Regions from separate parts of the Homo sapiens genome. Here region 1 is linked to region 2. A link is a loop called in an ENCODE intact Hi-C map of the cell type or tissue named here. Cell type or tissue: dorsolateral prefrontal cortex. All regions are shown on one strand. Each heading gives the region's core, and the rest is flanking DNA. Links, peaks and the distances in the headings are about the cores only. Region 1 overlaps LINC02774 (long intergenic non-protein coding RNA 2774). Region 2 overlaps LINC02774 (long intergenic non-protein coding RNA 2774).

What was found. Peaks named below come from ENCODE experiments on the same cell type or tissue, not always from the same donor. Only the 100,000 strongest peaks of a DNase experiment are listed, where the experiment ranks them.
Region 1: a loop joins it to region 2, with 2.1 times the contacts of the local background. A loop is called at or near these places in 4 of 110 quality-filtered maps.

What each region holds. Positions count from the first base shown.
Region 1 is chr1:243,954,471-243,964,748 of GRCh38, forward strand. The region is part of intron 1 of LINC02774 (long intergenic non-protein coding RNA 2774); the gene reads left to right. LOC105373258 (a long non-coding RNA gene) reads right to left here. Exons shown (of 3, transcript XR_949337.2): 3 at 5,647-5,845. Among named protein-coding and RNA genes, the nearest start is that of LINC02774, 42 kb to the left of the region's middle. In dorsolateral prefrontal cortex, for the core only: no CTCF peak of the experiment used is centred there; a DNase peak (open chromatin) is centred at 5,717; H3K27ac peaks cover 403 bases.
Region 2 is chr1:244,030,464-244,040,741 of GRCh38, forward strand. All of the region lies in intron 8 of LINC02774 (long intergenic non-protein coding RNA 2774), which reads left to right. Among named protein-coding and RNA genes, the nearest start is that of ZBTB18, 16 kb to the right of the region's middle. In dorsolateral prefrontal cortex, for the core only: no CTCF peak of the experiment used is centred there; no DNase peak of the experiment used is centred there.

The sequences.
Region 1 (10,278 bases), core at 3,433-8,432, 75 kb before region 2:
GCTGCTGCTTCCTCCTCCTCTTCCTCTTTCTCCTCCTCCTTCTTCTAAACATGTTTCTGGTCTAGGAATCTGGATGTCTAGAGGGTGCTGCTCCAGTGGTTGGCTTGTGCTATTCAGGGGTCCAACATTCTTCACGTCATGGCACATACAGAAAACAGTAATACTTGGCCAATGGAGTGAGACTGCTAGTGTCTGAAGGCAAGTAGCCCAGAAGCTCCGGCTGTCCCCAGGATGAAGGGGTCACTATCTTGGCACCCCCATGAGCCATCTGGGTCACATAAGTGTGCCACAGTCCACAGGTTAGGAAACTCTTCTTACATGCACAAAAGTGCTATGAACTGCTTTAATTATGATTTGAAACATTTGCTTGGAAAGTTATCTAGTATATGTCCAACACACTATGGATTCCTACTTTGATGCTATGAATGAGGTTTAGGTATCACTGTATGTTTGTGATAGCGCTGAATACCAGTGCAGTGGCCCACCTCTCTAACACGTTTCCGTCTGTATCATCACGTATCATAAGACTTGTTGTAATGGATCTTGAGTTGTAACAAGGTTAACAGAGATGCAGACTCCTACAGGAGCATATGGAGCTAACTCAGGAGCTAATGTTCTATCTCTAGCTTTTGAGATTCAGTCCAACTTGAATGGATTCAGATGAAGCAAGAAAAATCTGAGAACAGGAGCCTAGAAAGGAAAAGTTAATCCAATTTAATTCAACCTTTTCAATGAAGCAACATTTCATGTTTGGAGTTCAAACTTCTGAAGTTCTAAATAATTAATTTAAGTGCATTGAAATTTATCTGTTTGGAGGCTGCTCTCATGAAGAGACCAAGCTTAGAAAAGTGGTTTCTTAACCCTCTGGGTGCATCAGAATAGCCTGGCGAGCTTCTGACAAACACAGATACGTGGTCTTCATCCCTAAGAGATTGTGAGTCAATTGGTCTGGCATTCTACTTTTCAGAGGCTGCCCACCCAGGGGATTCTAGTGTGCTAGCAAATACTGAAGCCTAGAATCAGAAGCTCATAGTAAACAACTGGGAAGTATAAAGTGCTTTGCAATTATGAGACATTATTTTTATGATATGCTACTATAATTTCTTTTCTGTCTTCTCCTCCTAATTTCTCAACATGGTTAACTCATTCCATTTTGAGTGGAGTTTTTTTGTTTTTTGTTTTATTTTTCCTGGAATCCCTGTGGCCTCGTTCTTTCTATTGCTCAGCAAGAACCCACATACCCGTGACCGGCACAGAAGAGGTAACTGAGAAGTATCTTCCTGGGCACCCGCGAGGGTGCTACTGATGGAGAGTGTGCTTTCTTTCTAAAGCCAGATAATACTGTTGTTGTGTTGTTTCTCAGTCTAGATTCATTGTGACTTTGCTTCCTTCCATTAACTTGGACAGTTCTGAGTCCCCTCCGTCGGCTGGATGTCTGCGTCCTGTGCCAGAGAGTACACAGGAAATCGAGTGGTGGGGCCATTGCTTACTTCCAGACTCAGATTCCAACTTCTTTGTTCATAATGCAAAATTTGATGGTCAGAATAAAACTATGCAAATAAGATGATCCTATAGCCCAAGATAAAAGTAGGACTTTATTTAGTTTTAATATTTTTTAGAAACAAGGTCTCACTCTGTCGCTCAGGCTGGAGTGCAGTGGTGCCATCATAGCTCACTGCAGCCTCGAACTCCTGGGCTCAAGCCATCCTCCTGCCTCAGCCTTCTGAGTAGCTAGGACAAAAGTAGGACTTTAAATTGATGCTGAGATTTGCAAGATTCAGTTAGTAGGATCCTAGAGAAGTTAAATCACACAGGTTGAAATATCCTGATGATGATGATGATGATAGCTAACACACAGTGTTTACAATCTGTCAGACCCTAGTCTAAGTGCTTTACTCCCATTAACTCATGTAATCTTCACAACAACTGTATGGGTTAGGTACTATTATTGTCATCCCTGCACTACAGATCAAGAAACTAAGGCACAAAGAGAGGCTTTCGAGGCTTGATTTGCCATTAATGAGCCTATGTGAGCTTGGATACATCACTTAACCTTTCAGGATCTCAGATTTCTGGTTGGATTAGTGCTTTTCTACAACTCCTTTCTACTCGATGGTTCAGTAACTTTGTGAGTCATTCATTCCTAATGATCTCTGATCTCTGTTTCATTTAACCAGGACATTCCACTTCTGCCCATGTATCTTACTGATTTGGTGCAGTGATTTATTCTTTGTCTGTCCTTACCCTACTTTGTTTTCTATTAACCTCGGTTTCTGTTCCTTCAAAGTCTTCTACATTCTTTTCCTTATTAAAAACATCTGGAGAATCTTCTACATTTTGATAGGTTTCATTTCTAGAGGTAGAGAGTTTATCTATGTACATCAGCATTGGAGTTTGAGGACTTCCATTTAGGAGTCAAATGCAAATCTTAGAACTTTAGTGAGTCAAATAGTGTCATTTTCCTTAAAAAATAACAGTATAGAAATGAGTGAGAAAATGATGAAAATGAGCTGAAGTACTGAACTGAAGCACATGGTAACTGAAGTAGCAGCTGGATCATGGTACCCAGTGTAAGTTGTTGTGCTGACACTATTTTAATGAATACATTTTACATTATTTTCACGAATGTTAATATAGAGCTGCTACTATACTTGTGATTCAAAGAATGATATTTATAGTATACTAATACACCCAATAATGATGCAATGAAGAAGCTAAGATTTTCCATTCTTTTCCAGATTTGAAAGTGTGGACAGTGAGATTGGGGAAGCAGGTAGAACAGTACTTGAGAAATTTAAGAGGACTAAGGTTCTCTGTTTACTCCAGATGTCCAGAGGATCAATAGACAGTCTTTTCTCCATGGTGACTTACTCACTCTAGAAAAACAACTATCTAAAAGGGGAAGCTAAACATAATGATCTCACATTTCTATAAACATTCAGGGCCTTTTTCTGCTTTGCACTGGAACCTGAAAATGTGTGATTTTCTATTTTATCTGCAAATTGGAAGGTTCTCATGGTCACCATATTAAGAGCTTATATAAAAGGGGCCAGATAGATGAAGAAGAACATTCTCAGCTCTGTATGCCTACCTGGCACTTCTAACACGCAATTCTCTATTTTCCATGAAACCAGGAAGTTTGTGGATTCCTGCAAGGATTCAAGTGACTCACATCAATGAAGGCGGTGAATATGTTGGACCCAAACACCATCGGAAACATCTTTGTCAGCAGGGAGCAGAAGTTATATTAATTAAAATGTACTAAGAAGGCACAGGGTGCCCTCCCAACGAGTTACAAATTATTTTAATCCTAAATAAGGATGTTGCCTCCTGGCATCTTGTACTGCAGGGAATTAGAATAGAAACGTCTGTGGCATTTCTAGAAGTAGGGTCAGCAGGCTCAGATGGGATCTCTCAAGTTAGGAGCTGGACACATTTTGATAGAGAGCCACCAATTCAATTAAGTGATATTTAGTCAATCTCCTCTACGTATTCAGAGAAGATTAGGAAAAGGTTCAAAGTGAAAGGATCAGAAACAGGTAAAACTTGGAGAGAAGAGTGAAGGACTTGGTATATTAAGAAATAATCGGAGACTGGGCGCGGTGGCTCATACCTGTAATCCTAGCACTTCGGAAGGCTGAGGCGGGCAGATCGCCTGAGGTCCAGAGTTTGAGAGCAGTCTGACCAACATGGAGAAGCCCCGTCTCTACTAAAAATACAAAATTAGCCAGGCGTGGTGGCAGGTGCCTGTAATCCCAGCTATTCGGGAGGCTGAGGCAGGAGAATCACTTGAACCCGGGAGGCGGAGGTTGCAGTGAGCTGAGATCGCACCACTGCATGCCAGCCTGGGCAACAAGAGTGAAACTCCATCTCAAAAAAAATAAAAAGAAAAATAAAAAAAAAAAGGAAAAAGAAAGAATAAGTGACCCTATAAAGGAAGAGTATGATTGAGTGGAAGGTGCTGGACTCATACAAGACTACTGGCACATGCTGAGACAGTTGCCACATGGGCCTGGCACCTCAGCATACGGACCTTTGTTTGGGAAGATAAGATATCACCGGGATTTTTTAGCCAAAGACCTTGATAAATTCATTCGTTTTAGAGGAACTTGGGGATTCACTGTGGAAACAGTGTTTTCTTTTTTTTTTTTTTTTTTTTTCAGAGTCTTACTCTGTCACCCAGGCTGGAGTGCAATGGCCCGATCTCAGGTCACTGCAACCTCTGCCTCCTGGGTTCAAGCTATTCTCCTGCCTCAGCCTCCCCAGTAACTGGGATTACAGGCAGTGCCACCATGCCTGGCTAATTTTTGTATTTTTAGTAGAGACAGGGTTTCTCCATTTTGGTCAGGCTGGTCTCAAACTCCTGACCTCAGGTGATCCACCCGCCTCGGTCTCCCAAAGTGTTGGGATTACAGGCATGAGCCAGCGCCTGTCTGAAACTTAGTGTTTTCTGTGTGGATTTGGAAAACCTAATGAAGTTGTTGAGATAATTTCTTCACTGTGTGTCATCACATACATAGACCGCGTGCAAATCTTTGGACATGATTGTAAGCTGACTTATTATCCATTGTCAAGAATGTTATCATTAACACTTTCAAGCATTAGTGTATGGATGCAACTTTCACTATTGGAAAGAGCCAAGTTAAATGATCCAGGGTGGGCAAATAGGAGGTAGCCTCGTGTCCTCTGGACCCCGCATTCCTGGTAAGCCATTGCTTTTCAAATGGCAAACGCCGGGCTCAGCCTCCACATCTGCAAATGATTTGAGAAGAAAGAATTTGGGTTAAAATTCAGAGATGAATGTTAGGATGCCTTAAAAAGACTTCCCTGAATGAGAAAGGAAAAGAAAAAAACGCTATTTTTTGGTGTGTGGTGACGGAGAATATTAGGGTTGTGAGTATGAAAGTACCTTTTTTTTTCAACTGTAAAGCTGGAAGAGCATATGAATAAGAATGGCTTGTGCTGGCAGCAGCAGAGTTGACATTTGGGAGAGGAGAGAGAAGCTAGCTTCAAGCCGGAGGACCAGATTTTGAGCTTGCTTAGTTCTACCAGGAAACAGCAAGGGCAGGAGGTCTGGCCCTACCACCCGTGTGCACCCTTGGTTAATACTCTCTAGAGCAGAACCCAGAAAATGGGAGTCTGTAACATAAACATTAATCCACATGTATAACTCCGTCAATTAAAAGACCAATAAACAGGCAGCTTAATAGGACATTATGCCATAGATGACTCTAATCAGCTCAACATATTGATTTCTGAGCATTCTCAATTTGTTTATCAGAACCAAGTGTATTCTTTTTTAATTACTTTGCCAACTTATCCCTATGTTGCATGGCTTTTGCGATATATAGTCTTACACGGTAGGAAATGCCCTACCACACTTAATATTGGGCTGGTTTAATAAGATCGGAATAACATTGACCAACTTCATGTTGTCAGATATAAAGTTGGGGTTGCAAAGAGATGGATAGATAGACACAAAATCTTTGAAAGGGGGATTTTGCCTGGATTCAATCAAAATACAAATCAAAAAATTGTAAAATAGAATCTACCAGCTAAAACTAATGAGCACAAAACTGCATTGATTTGGCCCAGGGTGGACAAATAGAACATCTGGCATATTTGGCACCAATGACACAGCTGGCATTGTTGGAAACGTTTCTGCAGAAGGTGCAGATGCAGAAATGGGAGAATTGGTACAAACAGTGCAGATGGAACAGTTGGAACAGATGACAGTGGGCAGAGCTGGCGATGCTGGCACAGGTGTCACAACCTCAACAGCTGGCACAAGTTGTGACAATCCTGGGATTTCTTAGTACAAGGCACATGTTCATTTTGGCTTTGGCTGCAGAGAGATAAGAGCATTTTATAATTAGTAAATGTGCCATTTAAAAAAGAACTTTTTTCCCCTCCATCCTTAAGGACATCCACCTCCAACTGTTAAAGCTTGGAATATGGAGCATTTTTGCAAATTAGAATTTCCCCGAGAAAGCCATAATTGATAAATACAGATTTCATAGAAGAGGCAATTAGATATTTTTGTTATGATATAGATAAAATTCATGAATGGGACTTCTTCATAGGAGTTTTGTGAAAAATAAAGGTCAGATTTTTGGAAATGAAAGTACACTTTGCATTTAAACCAAAATTTATTTGTTATCAACTTAGAGGGTTATTTGTTTCTGAAATATCATGAGTATTCCCCAATTATATAAAACTTTCTGTAGAATCACACTTGAAGATGTGGTACAAAATTGGAAACCTGTCTACAGAACAGGTTGGGAAAAGAGAAAAAATGCTGGAATACAAAATATGGAGAAATCATGATATTGCCACTTTCAAATACCAATGGGACTTGGCTCTAATTTCCTCTAAAATGCTGTAAGTTGGGCTTGAATAAAAATACAATATAGTATAATCTTTTGGGCAATGACATTTAATATCAGATGTAAAGTTGAAAGAACAAAGCAACTTTTTTGTTAGTGGCTAGAAATTATTATTCTAATATTTTTATTGTCACTAAAGTCTAGTCATGTCACAGGAAGGCTAAAAGCGATTACCTTGTTAAAAATAATAAAAACTAAACAAGGGGGATTAAATATTGGGTTCTTAAATCTAGAAGCACATGCTCTTGAACATGGTAGGTACCCCACAAATTCTTGTTGAAAAAATGAACCTATGGTCTATGAAATATCAATATTCAGAATTTTAAAAAAATCACCCTCACTAATAATAACTAAACTTCTCTTAGGAAGAAACAAAACAAATCAGGCCTCAGTCTTCCTTAAAGTCTTAAATTTTATACATATATTTTAGCTAGCTTCTTTCCCCCAAGGGAAATTATAAATGAGAAAAACTGGTTGGATGTCACCTACTCTATGTCCCCAAGGAAATTCATAATTATTTAGATTTTCCAGTTAATATTGAACTAAATCAGCACCATAAATCAGCTTCTATTCATGATCATTGCAGCACAGTGAATGTTTTAGATGTATTTGGAGACTTTTGGGGAACCACTACATTAAGGGTTAATTAATTCTCCCTGGTGTCCAGTTCTTGACCATTAGCAACATGCTGTCTTTATTTCCAGTTGGCCCTGCATATATTACCTTATTTAATTAAAAAACCCAATAAGTTAAAGGCATTTAAACATATCTGATTGTAGTTTCTCCATTACTTCTACTTTGTTATAACCTCATGTTGAACCCAACAAAACTATTCTTGTTATTCAGAACTTCAGTTCTATCACTTAACTTTACTTCATTTCTTGACTGAGCTGACAGAAATGTTTCTGCTTAAAACAGATACATTAATTTGTTAATTGTACTTTTGTGACATAGATCAACTAGGAGATGGAGGAGGTGGTGAGAGGGCTTCCTGTTCCCTCAGGGCACAAAGATGATGAGAGATAAATCAGTTCAGAGGAAGAGGCTGGACATGTCCACCCTGTACATCTTCCTTGGTCTGAAACACTACTCTGTGGCTGAATCTCAAATGAACGTTTCTCCTCATCAATAAGTACTTTATGGAAGATGACCAATCCAAGGCAGCAAATAAGGATATTTCTAGGCCTTGATGTTTGAGGGGTCAGCAAAAGTTTTTCTGAAGATTGAGGATGAGGGTGGGTCATTCCCTTGAGCGCCTGCTGTCTTCAGGAATTAAATGAAAATTAAGCATGAAACATGCAATCTGTTGGAGCAATTTGATTCCCCTATACTTGTCCCAGCCACTGTCTATTTCTAAGCACATTGAACTTCCCAATGTATTGGTGTCTCATCTTGTGTAAATATCCTTTTCCTTCTCTTAGCTCCAAGACATCAGGATGTGCTTTTCTTCCACCCTTCGAATGGTTGCTCTGCATTACACCTCTCTGCTATCCCTGGAGGGCTTTTGAGTACTATGTGAGCTGGGATTTATGGCAACGGGATGTGAACGGGGGCACCTTCATATGGGGCAGCTTGTCTTTTCTGCCCATGGTAAACTGGAATACATTTTTTTTCCTAGGCTTAAAAAATAACTGTGTTGGAGAGGTGGTAAAGTAAAGCCTATTTACCTAAAATAAAACCATCTACAAAAGCAAAACAAAATTAAAGGGAAATTTATATATTAATTTTAAGACCTCATCTTCTTCCGCTTTCTCTGCATTCTCCTGATGCACCAGCTACAGACCCCTAGCAAGACCCCCGCCCCAGCTCTTTTTTGAATGAAAAGCATCAATTCATGGATCAGACATAGCCCCTAGGCATGTTAGCAATGAGCCTGTTTGTGCTAAGGCACTGTTTTCCCTCCCTTGCCCCACCAGGAGGGCTGTGGGATGGTTATGAAGACACAATGATGTAGCTGTAAAGCAACTCATTCTTGTGAGTCTGCTGGAAGTGGGAAAAGAGGAAAAGAGAGATAGGTAAGAATTCGGTGTTTTTTGTTTTGTTTTTAATGAAAACCAGAGTAGTCCTGTATGGAGATTATTGGGCTATTGTTTCACTACAGTTTAAAATTGAACTTACTGAAGATTCATGATTTAGAACTTGCAGGCAAATCAAGATTTAAGCTGCCATCTATTCCCCTAAACTACTGTGCTGATATCTATCACCGTGTTATGTAAATAAACAATTAAATGGAGTGTAGATTCATTTACTCATTTAAAAATGTTTCAGTGTGAAAAAATGTAAAACATACTAAAGAAGTAGATAGTAGACAGACTCAGGTACCCATCACGTAGGTTTAACCATTACTAACATTTTGCTAACTTTGTCTCATCTTTCTCCCTGCCATCCACACACATATTTTCTCCCCACTTTCCTGGAGTGTTTTAAAGTAAATTTGAAATGTCATTTTACCCTGAAATACTTCAATGTTCATTTTTAATAGGCAAGGGCAATTAAAAACACACAACAACCCAGAATAATATTTCTTCAACATCATCTAATTCCTAGTCTAGCCTCAGAGTCCTCTGTTTGTCTCAGTGGTACATTTGTACAGTTTGTTTGTTCAAATCAGGACCCAAACGAGGTTCTGATAATGGCTCTATGGTTTATTTTCTCTCTTTTTTTCATTGTTACTGATTAGTTAGATAAACCAGGTCATTTGTCCATAGAGTGCCTTGCATTCTGAGTTTGGCCCGTTGTTGGCTTGTAAAGACATTTAACCTGGTCTTTCATCTCCTGTATTTCCTGTGAATTGGTATTTAGATCTCTAGGCTTGTTGGGATTCAAGTTCAATTTTTTAGGCAAGAATACTTCATAGCTGGTGCTGTGTATTTCCTATTGCAACACATTACGGGGCAAATAATACCTAGTCATCCCATGTTTAGTGGTGCTAAGATTGCTCAATGCGTTCAGCTGGTATATATTTTTGATGCTTAAGACTGTATTCATCTGTTTTCAAGCTTCTTTTCACATATGGATATTGCTAATTTTATCTCAATCTCTTTGTATAATCACCAGGGAGTCCTTCAATTGTTAACAAATATTCTTTGATATTCATTTTATTAGCAAACTTCCGATGGGCAATACCAACTTTCCATACACACACACATATATCTGGAATTTTTTCATAGCACATTTTACATGTATTTTTCTTGCCTATATGTCATTGGAGGTTAAAACTAAATTATAACACACTTTGTGCATCTATATGCATGGCCATTTGCAGGTTAACCAATGAATACTAGGTTAGATCAATACATGATCAGTTAACAATTGCAGTAATCAGAGTAAATATTTGTAGTCTGGGTAATTTTAGTCATATTTGCAACCAAAGTTCATCAACTGTTCATTGATATGTAACCAGTCTAAAAATGGTTGATCCAGTTGTTGCAGGAATCCTAGTGGCTAAATGAACTTAACTATACTGCTGTATCATTCATTGCTTGGCAGTTCAACTATGACTATCAAATGTTTGGTAATTTCAATATAGTCAGTATTGCATGACTTGCTTTTTACTTCACATCATTGGTAATAAGTATGTGGTCATAAATAGACTACATGGGCCAGGCGCGGTGGCTCACGCCTGTAATCCTAGCACTTTGGGAGGCCGAGGTGGGTGAATTACCTGAGGTCAGGAGTTCGAGACCAGCCTGGCCAACATGGTGAAACCTCATCTCTACTAGAAATACAAAAATTAGTGAGTCATGGTGGTGGGCACCTGTAATCCCAGCTACTCAGGAGGCTGAGGCACAAGAATCACTTGAATCTGGGAGGTGGAGGTTGCAGTGAGCCAAGATTGTGCCACTGCTCTCCAGCCTGGGCGACAGAGTGAGAATCCATCTCAAAAAAAAAA
Region 2 (10,278 bases), core at 2,188-7,187:
CAGTATTGTGGGAAAAGCCCCCAGGCGATTCTGATGAGCATTAAAGGTCGTGAATTAGTGACCGAGGCCCGTGGTCAGATCTACAAGCCTGGACACATGGAGAAAGATTTGGGGGAAAGAAGGGATTAGTCTAGTTCTGGCTCCATACCAGAAGGCACAGGAGGGCTGAAGAATTCCTGATGGTTTTCCTACAGCTCAGAGCCACGGTCAGGCAGCTGAGCAATCCCTCCTCCTTCTCTAAGCCACAAACCTCTGGCAGATACTTGGTGATTTCCTTATGGTAGACGAGAGTGGAATAATTACATGTTAGGAACTTTATCCTCTACATCTCTTTAGAGATGCTAGGGCTCCCTGTGGGCTGCAGGGCTAGGCATTCTCAGGCAACCTCTCATTCTTTACCAGAAACGAAGACCACGCCCCGCCTCTCAAGTCTCCCTCTTGGTGATCTTCTTCTCCCAGTCCTGCGGGGTCCTCGTCATTCACATTCGTGGTTCAAAAACTATTTCAGTGCCTGCTACGTGCCAGGACTGTTAGACATGTGACCCCAGTTATTCTAAACCCAAATAACCCCCAAATGGGGCTTCCTTGAAACATACCAAAAACAAATCAAAAGTCTTTTCATTTTTAACTTCAAATTGTTTCCTGGTTTTAGAAAAGTATTTTTGTACAATTTCCTCTTGTACCCTAAATAAACATCAATACTTCAGATTTTAGTTAATAGAAAAATTTTAAATTCATTTTTGTATTTCCAGTGAACAAGCCAAAGAGTTAAATCTTGCTTCATTTTCCCCCTAAGAAATAGACAAATCTCCTAAAATTTACCTTCTGCCTATCATATGCCTCAAAACTCTGAAAAAAAGCTGAACTTCAAAAATCAAACCATCAAAGGAAACAACAGTGAACAGTAACAACATCTTCTGGACAGTTCTGAAAATAGAGGCTGTAAAATTTTTATAAAAATGCAAGAAAGAGTCTCATGATAAAATGTGATGGATAATAACTTGCCTTATGATGCAGGCCACAAACTCATTATTAAGCCGAAATGGAATTTTAAACATTATTCCTTTTGCATCTATCATTTTTATCTCAATCATGTTTCCTGAAATGGATTGTCTTTGGTAATTGTCCAGAATTTGTGGGAAACGTTGGTTCAATAAAACCATCGTGATTGATTTTTTGGAGGAAAATAGAATTCTATCTATATATCTGTCTGTCTGACTGTCTGTTTTTGAAGTGTCTCACCCTGTTAAAAAAAATACCCTAAATGATCTTATTTTGCCCAAGTATCAGGTAGCTTTTTATAACAATAGCCTATAAAATACACAACAGTAGTATAAAAGGAAATGAAAAAGCTCTATCTGCCTCAATGATCCATTGTTATCTCTAGCAATATGCTCCCAGACTACAAGTTAAGTGAATTTTTTTTTGAGACAGGGTCTTGCTCTGTCTCCCAGACTGTAGTGCAGTGGTGCAATCAGCACTCACTGCAGCCTGTATCTCCCAGGCTCAAGTGATGCTCCTGTATCAGCCTCCCAAGTAGCTGGGACCTCAAGTGTGCACCACTATGCCCGGCTAATTAATTTTTTAAAAAAATTTTTTGTAGAGATGGGGTCTTGCTATGTTGCCCAGGCTGGTCTCAAACTCTTAGCCTCAAGTGATCCTCCTGCCTCAGCCTCCCAAATAATACTTGACAATGATGCTGAACTCTGAATAGAGAAATTATGAGCGTGAGCCACCATGCCCTGCCTCTTTTTTTTTTTTTTTTTTTTTTTTTTTTTGAGACGGAGTCTCACTCTGTCACCCAGGCTGGAGTGCAGTGGCGCAATCACGGCTGACTGCAAGCTCCGCCTCCCGGGTTCACGCCATTCTCCTGCCTCAGCCTCCCGAGTAGCTGGAACTACAGGCGCCCGCCACCACGCCCGGCTAATTTTTTGTATTTTTAGTAGAGACGGGGTTTCACCATGTTAGCCAGGATGGACTCAATCTCCTGACCTCATGATCCAGCCGCCTCAGCCTCCCAAAGTGCTGGGATATAAAGCCCTATGGAAGCTTTCCTTAACGTCCTCTATAGATGTTCAAAAATTATGCCTCATCATGGGAAAGCACACAAACAAGGAAGAAGGGCAACAGTAGGAATAAGAAGAACAGTAGCTGGCCAGGGCTTGAGATCAAAGCCACACCATTTCTGGAGGCTCATCTTCCATTATTAGAAATGTCTGAGTCTTAGATGCTTCAATATTAAGATGACATAAGAAGACGATTTTGTGACATAGTGAGTTGTATCCTTGAGCATGTGGACCTTGTTAAGTGGGCCTTTAGAAAATAAATTTAAAACAGGGATATTGGAAACTATATTTTCTGTTTATTTACTAGGTAAGAGAAGGCTATGCTCTTGTTTGTTCTTTCTGGGAATACAGCTAGACTAAATTTCTCAGACTCTCTTGCAGTTAATTTTGGGCCATACAACAGAGTTCTGGCCAATAGCTTGTTGGTAGAAGCGTCAAATGCCACCCTAGGCATGGACCATGTTAAATCTCCTTGTATAATCCTATGTGATATCTATTTCTATTCTGTGGGGACTTGGGAGGCCATATATGGAAGATGATTGGAGTCTCCGGTGGCCGAGATGGAAAAAGATTGGTCTCTGAATAATTGCATGGAAGAGGGTCCCACATTCTTCTCCCCGCCAACCAGAACACATTGGGCTAGTCTATCCTCAGAAATAAACCTTTCTGCCCTTTGATCAGCATCTCCTCATTCTCCTCACCCCTGGTAACTGCCATTCCATTCTCTGCTTCTATGAGTTCAACTTTTTAGAGTCCACATATAAGTGAGATCACGCAGCATCTGTCTTTCTGTGTCTGCCTTATTTCACTTAGCATGACAGCCTTTCAGTTCATCCATGTCACAAATGACAGGATCTCCTTTTTAAACGCTGACTAGTATTCCGTTGTACATATACCATGTTTTCCTTATCTATTCACCTGTCGATGGACACTTAGATTGATTCCATACCCGGACTATTGTGAATAGTGCTGCAATGAATATGAGAGTGCAGATATCTCTTCAACATACTGACTTCATTTCCTTTAGATGTAACCCAGGAATAGGAGTGCTGGATCATATATTAGTGTTATTTTAATTTTTTTAGGAACCCCCCCACCCTGCCATACAGTTTTCCATAATGGCTGCACCAATGTATATCTCCACCAACCTTGATTTATTTATTATGGAAACGAAGTTGGGAAGGATGCAGTCCTGGGCTGGTATGGTAATTTTAGGAAGTCATTAAATTAAGAAACTTCCTCCAGCTCTCCTCTCCAGCCTCCTTATAATGTGGCTCTCATCCTTGTGGTCCATCATGTCAGCCCAAGCTCCAGCCATCACGTCCATATTCCAGACAATAGAAAGCAACCAAGAAGAAAGGGTCAAAAGGCATATTCATGGTCTTTTAAGGAAGCTTCCTGTAAACTGCACAAAACACTTCCACGTGCATTTCATTGTCCAGAATTTGTCATAGGGAGCTATCTAGCTGCAAAGAAAGCTGGGAAAGCTTTACTTGGGGGCAGTCATGTACTTGAGAGTTTTGTCACTAAAGAAGAAGGGGAGAACAGCTATTGGGGTAGGGGACCAGAAGACTTTGCTACAGTTAATAACTGCAAGCTTCCTACTGTGAGGGAAAAATTAGCGTATACAAAATGCAATTTTAGACACACACATGTGTTCATGTATACACTTCTTTGTTTACACTTAAACATATGTAACATATAGAGCTTGCCATTTTCACCCTAGTCTTAGCCCATCAGAATTCCTCTGTAGTCAGTGAATTAACTATTCTCCAGTGTTTTGGGCATAAATGTAACTTTACCTGATGGCAAAAGAAAAATAAGGATACTTTACATTTTGTGTATCAGCATGCATAGAAATACAGTCATGTGCCACCTAATGATGTTTTGGTCACCAATGAACTGCAAATATGATGGTCCCATAGGATTATGAGCTAAAAACTTCCTATCACTTAGTGACACAGCCATTGTACCATCATAGCACAATGCATTACACATTTTTCCAGTGATGTCGGTATAAACAAACCTACCTGTGCTATCAGTTGTATAAAAGTACAGTACATGCATTTATGTACAATAAATAATACTTGATAATGATACTAAACAACGATGTCATTGATTTATGTTTTTACTACACTATACTTTTATTATTATATTTTAGAGTGTACTCCTTCTACTTATTTTTTTAAAAAAAAGTTAACTGCAAAACAGCCTCAGGTCAGTCCTTCAGTAGGTGTTCTAGAAGAAGGCACCGTTATCACAGGAGATGACAGCTCCACGTGTGTTACTGCCCCGAAGACCTTCCAGTGAAAGATGATGTGACATGGATGATCCTGACCCTGTGTAGACCTAGGTTAATGTGTGTCTTTGCATCTCAGCGTTTCACAAAAAAGTTTAAAAAGTAAAAAACGAATTTTAAAAATAGAAAAAAGCTCATAGAATATGGATAGAAATATTTTTTGTACAGCTGTACAATAAATATGTTTATGTTTTAAGCTAAGTGTTATCCCAAAAGAGACAAAAAGTTTTTAAAAAATTGAAAAGTTTACAAAGTAAAAAAGTGACTGTAAGCTAAGGTTAATTTACTAGTGAAAAAAAATTTTTAAATAAATTTAGTGTAGCCTAAGTGTACGTACCATGTTCACAGAAGGTCTACAGTAGTGGACAGTGACGTTCTAGGCCTTCGCATTGACCTGCCCTCACCCACTGACTCACCCAGAGCAACTTCCAGTCCTGCAAGCTCCATTCATGGTACGTCTCCTATACTGGTGCGCCATTTTATATCTTTTATTCCTTATTTTTACTGTACTTTTTTTTATGTTTAGAAACACAGACACTTACCATTGTGTTACAATTGCTTACGCTATTCAGCGTAGTAACAAGCTGCACAGATTTTTAGTCTAGGAGCAACAGGCTACTACACCTTATAGCCTAGGTGTGTAGTAGGTTATCGCATCTAGGTCTGTGTGAGTGCAGTCTATGTTGTTTACACGATGACAAAATTGCCTAACGATGCATTTCTCAGCACGTATACCTGTCATTAAGTGATTCATGGCTGTAAGTAATTACATGCATGTGTCAGTATAACACGCTCTGCTATTGTTTCAATGTAAGCACGGCAAGTATTGTGCTCATCGCATTGGACTTAGAGATGGATATTCCCTATTCTGAGTCTGTTTATGTCAGTGCATGTGTTTGAGCGAATCGCAAGAACTTGCTAATACCTTCCATTTCTATAGTGCCTCCTACTTTATAGAATTGTGGAGACATTCTGTTAGAATAAATATAAAACAGATAACTCTCTTTACATTGGATGTGTGGTAGATACCTTTCTTTATCATGTTTCCTGTGTACTCTATTTCACAGGCACATAATACATACACCAAATTTCCTCCCTATTTTCTATGACATCAAGGACCATGCCCCACCCCCATGTAATATTATATTATTTTGTTTTAAAATCGTATCTATCCTTCTCCCTCATTCCCCACCCACCTATCTGGGTACACTCCAACATTGTATTTGTCCATGCTACTACCCCCCTAATATAACAGAATAAGGAACGTTTCATACCAAAGATTTAGGATTTTCAGTACATTCAGCGATCAGGTGTTGGAAGCATCCAAAAAGTGACCTCTAGAAAACTAGGGCTAAATGGTTTACATTTTACACTGTCTAAACGCTTCACAAAGGACTATCTCTTAATTTCCCACTAACCCTATAATTAAAGAGCATGCTATCATCGTCATGCCTGTTTTTACGGAAGTGCAAACTAAGGCTTGCCTAAGTTAAAGTACAGCTACATAGCGAGGGGCAACCTGACGCCAACTGCACATGGTCTGCCCCCAAAGCCCATGATTCGAATCACGATGCCATGATTCGAATCATCAGCATGGCCCTGATGATCGGTATCCAGGGTCCCCACAGAGCCGCTTTGCCAAACAACGCACGTTTGGGGAGCACCGCTTTATACAGCGTGCTCTGCTCGGAGACACAATCCCTCCCTGGGAAGGCCTACAGTCTAATTCGGAAAATAACGTTATCATATAAAATGACTGGAATACCAAATACCCTATCCACAAGAAACCACTGATGTCCAGGCCGAGGCGGCCTCGTGACTGTAGGAGAATTAAGAATCGTGGGGGATTCGTGGCTGCTGACATATTGTTGCAGACCACCTTGCCTCACTATAAAAGCTGAACTAGTTTGAGGCAAAGGTTTTTTGGGTTTTGTTTTCAGGCAAATCGTGTCTTGCCATGAATTAACCACCAACCCTCTTCATGTGCACTCACTCATCCCCCTGCCACCCCAGTCATTTATTTGCAATCACGTTCGCATATTCTGGGCACTGGAAGTTGGTTCAGTTAACAAGGAAGAAGGAAACTGATAAAGATATTGTTAATGGATCTCTTTGTGCATAAAAAGAACTCCCATCTTCCCTCCCACATGCTGTCCTGAATTCCCCTTTTCCTTCTTCTCAAAGTTTTACTTTTTCTCGGAATGTCTGTGTGTGCCATATGACAGTGATTTTCTGTGGTAATTGCTTTATTCTTCAATAAGAACCTTTACAATAGCAAACTCCTACAATACTTATGTGTAAATTAGGGCTGTTCCAAAGCAAAAAATTGAAACTTGCACGTCGTCATTTTTGATAAATTAAAAAAAAATCCCCTTGAATGTGAGAATGTTTGTCTTGTGCCAAAAAAAAAAATTAATTCTTTTCTGCATCTAGAGTTTCATGCGTTTGGGTTTACATTACAGGATCTCAGAGAGAATAGATCATTAATTCATTTCAACACAGTCAGCTTACCAAGAAAAAGTGTGTTTCATTCTGCTTTATACAAAAGTCGGGTGCAATTGTATAGAAATGCAATTTTACAATTAAAGTGCTCTCGGGCTTATGAACACTGTTCATAAGTCGGCTGGCTGTGGAGGGTAGAGGGTGGCTGCGTCCCCAAACAGCAGGGCCCAGCAAGAGGGAAAAGCCACACACCTTCTCTGAGGGGCCCCCCAAAAAATGATCGCGGTAGCAGTAGCTTTATTTTGCTCACTTGCAATAGCAACAACAAAATGATGCCACAGACGAAAACTGTCATGTCCCACCCGCTCCATCTGTCCTGTGCTGTGCACCCTCATTCTACAAATTAATCTTTCACACATTTTTTAACAAAAAAGTGTTCATGTTATAAAAGAAAAAAAAACAAGGAAAACAGAAAAGGCTGTGTAGAAAATAAATTAAATTTAAATTTGATGGCAGTTATGACTTTTTTTATTGACTATAAGAGCAAACAGTCACATCAAATTGGTGCCACTGGCATATAATTAAAACTACAGGGCACCCTTAATGATCTCTGACAATGATCGCGTGTGTTTTTTTTTAAATATAGCACGCACATTTTGTCCAATTTGGGCTCTTTTTTCCTGTTGCTTTTGTCCTCTTTCTGAGTGGATATTATTCATGAACTGAGTCTTTATTATCTATTTGGCCATCTGCATAGCATTGGCCATAGTCCCCTGTATTGTAATTTTGAGTGAAAATAAGGACTGCTGGAGATTGCAACACTAAAAATAAATAATAGTAATAACACGCTTTAAGAACTCAGAAGTAAAAAGCATAAAGAAAAACATTTGGGCTGGAGGTGAGCTTTGGAGATATGTGGCTTGAAGGTGGGGGTGAAACAGAAATCATTCCATTCTCTCATTCAGCATAATAGAAGCTGGATATTCACTCTGACCAAACTAACATCTAGTTGCCTTGATAAGATAATAGGCGATTCTGAAAGCGATGCTTCCTCATGCTGGATTGTCTTTGAAAGAAAACAAATATTTGTTCTCTTGGTACTCTCTTGCTTCAGAAGTCCACAGACTTCTTCGTGGAGGGACAGCCAGTAGCACAGCCTCCTTTGGCTATCAAGATTTTAGCTACTGAATATTCATCTTTATCACGTATTAGGTCCCTTGCTTTTAGTTTAGTGAAGGCAGATTTTTTAAAAAGTTAAAATAATAGAACACATTTCCAGTTAAACAAAATATGCATGGGGGAAAATGAACTAACTGAAAACTAGTATAATTGTTTTATTTCTAAAACATTGTCTAATTTTATTTGGTTTCTTCCATTCTTCCCCCCAACCCTTTGGATCTTTTCTTTTCTTTCTTTCTGAAATTCTCTTCATCAGGGTTTGCTTGCCTTTTTTTCTTTCCACTTGTCAGATCTTCCCTGCAGCCTGTGGAAGGCCATCAAACCAGCTGATTGAAAGATGAATATGAGCTAGCTAAGAAACATCTCCCTGAGCAGAGTAAATATGCAAGACTATCATATATGAAAAGAACATTTTTGTTTCAAGTGGAAATGTATAGTAGTCTATTTGATTTTTAATGTTCCTTGATTTTTTTTTGCTCATAGTTTATTCCTATTAAACTTGAGGAATATACAATTAAAGCTTTGCTTCCTCTTTCTCTCTTTCTCATGCTTTCTCTCTCTCTTTTTCATGCACACAAACTGCTTGGGCTTACTACCAAAGCAGAATGAATTCTGTCAATTATCTCATTATTTAGAAAATGAGTTATTTACTTGCATTAAATTATGGTTTAAAATAACTTTCTTGTTGTATTTCTCTTTCCTTCCAAAATTGGTTCATGTATGTATACAGTAATAGCCTGAATGGCATAAAATTTTCAAATTTGGAAAGTTTGAGCTAATCACTTTAATATCCATATTGACTTACCTAAAAATAATGAAGAAGTTCTAAAATCAAAAGAGATAACCCAGTTTCCAAAATAGCCACATGTGTATTTGCTCATGGCGGATAAAATTTAGGGCATATGTATTTATTTATTTTCATACCTATTTAACTTGTATAGAGAGGGTATGTTGGTCATTTAAAAAAATGATTAAGAGTTAATTTATCACTTTTAAGACTAATTTAATTCCAAATATTCCAATAGCCCCATAATACTAAACTTTTGTATCTAGCATTAATATTAACTTTAATTAACATTATATGTTTATATATTAATATTATATCTGTTAGTTACCTCCATGAGATCTGCAGAAAATAAAAATGTAATGATATTTTACACACCTGTTTTAAGCCACATCATTCCATTTTCTCTAAATTGGTGTGATAATCATTGATATTTTAAAACTTATCCAGATGTACATTTAATAATACAGTACAGATTTCTCTTTAACAAACTATATTTCAAGTCTGAGTCTCTAAAAAAAAAAAAAATTCCTCCCCCCAAATAGCAAAATCCATAGAGTATGCACAGTTGACAGTCAAAATTTCCACTCTTCTAACATAAGAATAAAGTGATAAAAAAACATGACCTTAAAAATATTCTTTTAACAATATGATATAATATGAATACTTTAAATAATACTAAAAGACATTATACTTGTGTGAAGTGGTCTGGGCCAATATCACATGCCTCAGTCCTTCCTTTGTGTTGTTCCTCTAGTCCCCACCTCCTGCTAAAGTATTATACCAAATATTATCTGATACTAAACATTAACTCTTAACCATAGCCTACAACTGCCCTGAGTTGAACTAGAAATTCCAAGGCAGAATGACAAACAGGGCCTCCCTCTCCACTCACTCTCATTCTGTGGGAGTTTTAGAGTTGTTTAGGAAAGCAGGATTTGAAGAATGACATCCTAGCATGCTTAGGTAAAGTATGTTCATTCTAGAATATTTCTGTAGCTGTTTGTAAATGTCACAGACTGATCATCTCAGAAGCTATGTAAGAAGAAGGGATCTCAATCAAATGTCTGACCAGATCCCTCCTTATGGCCGTAAGAGTTTAATTTTCATTTAAACAACAATAAATAAAGGCATAAGGGTTTGAGATGAATTATGTAAGCCCTTTAGCTACAACCATTACATTCTGCCACCAAATGAGCTGCTGTTCTCACTTTGTTTTATGGGTTCTGCGTAGCCTGTGTTATTATATCTGCCAAATAAAACCCAGCAAACCATGCAAATGAAAATATAATCTTTTCTCTCTCATAGTCACCGGATGCACCCAAATATATAATTTTATCAGTTCCTCTGCACCAAATTTACTGCTACTAGGACCCTACTGTCTTAATAGGACCTACAGAAAGGGAAAACATTTCTTGCTTGGAGGTATCTTCGTTTATATCCACCAATAGCATATGTCTGTAGTTGAAGCTACACTTGAAAAGTCAGGAATAATTCCTTTCATTATA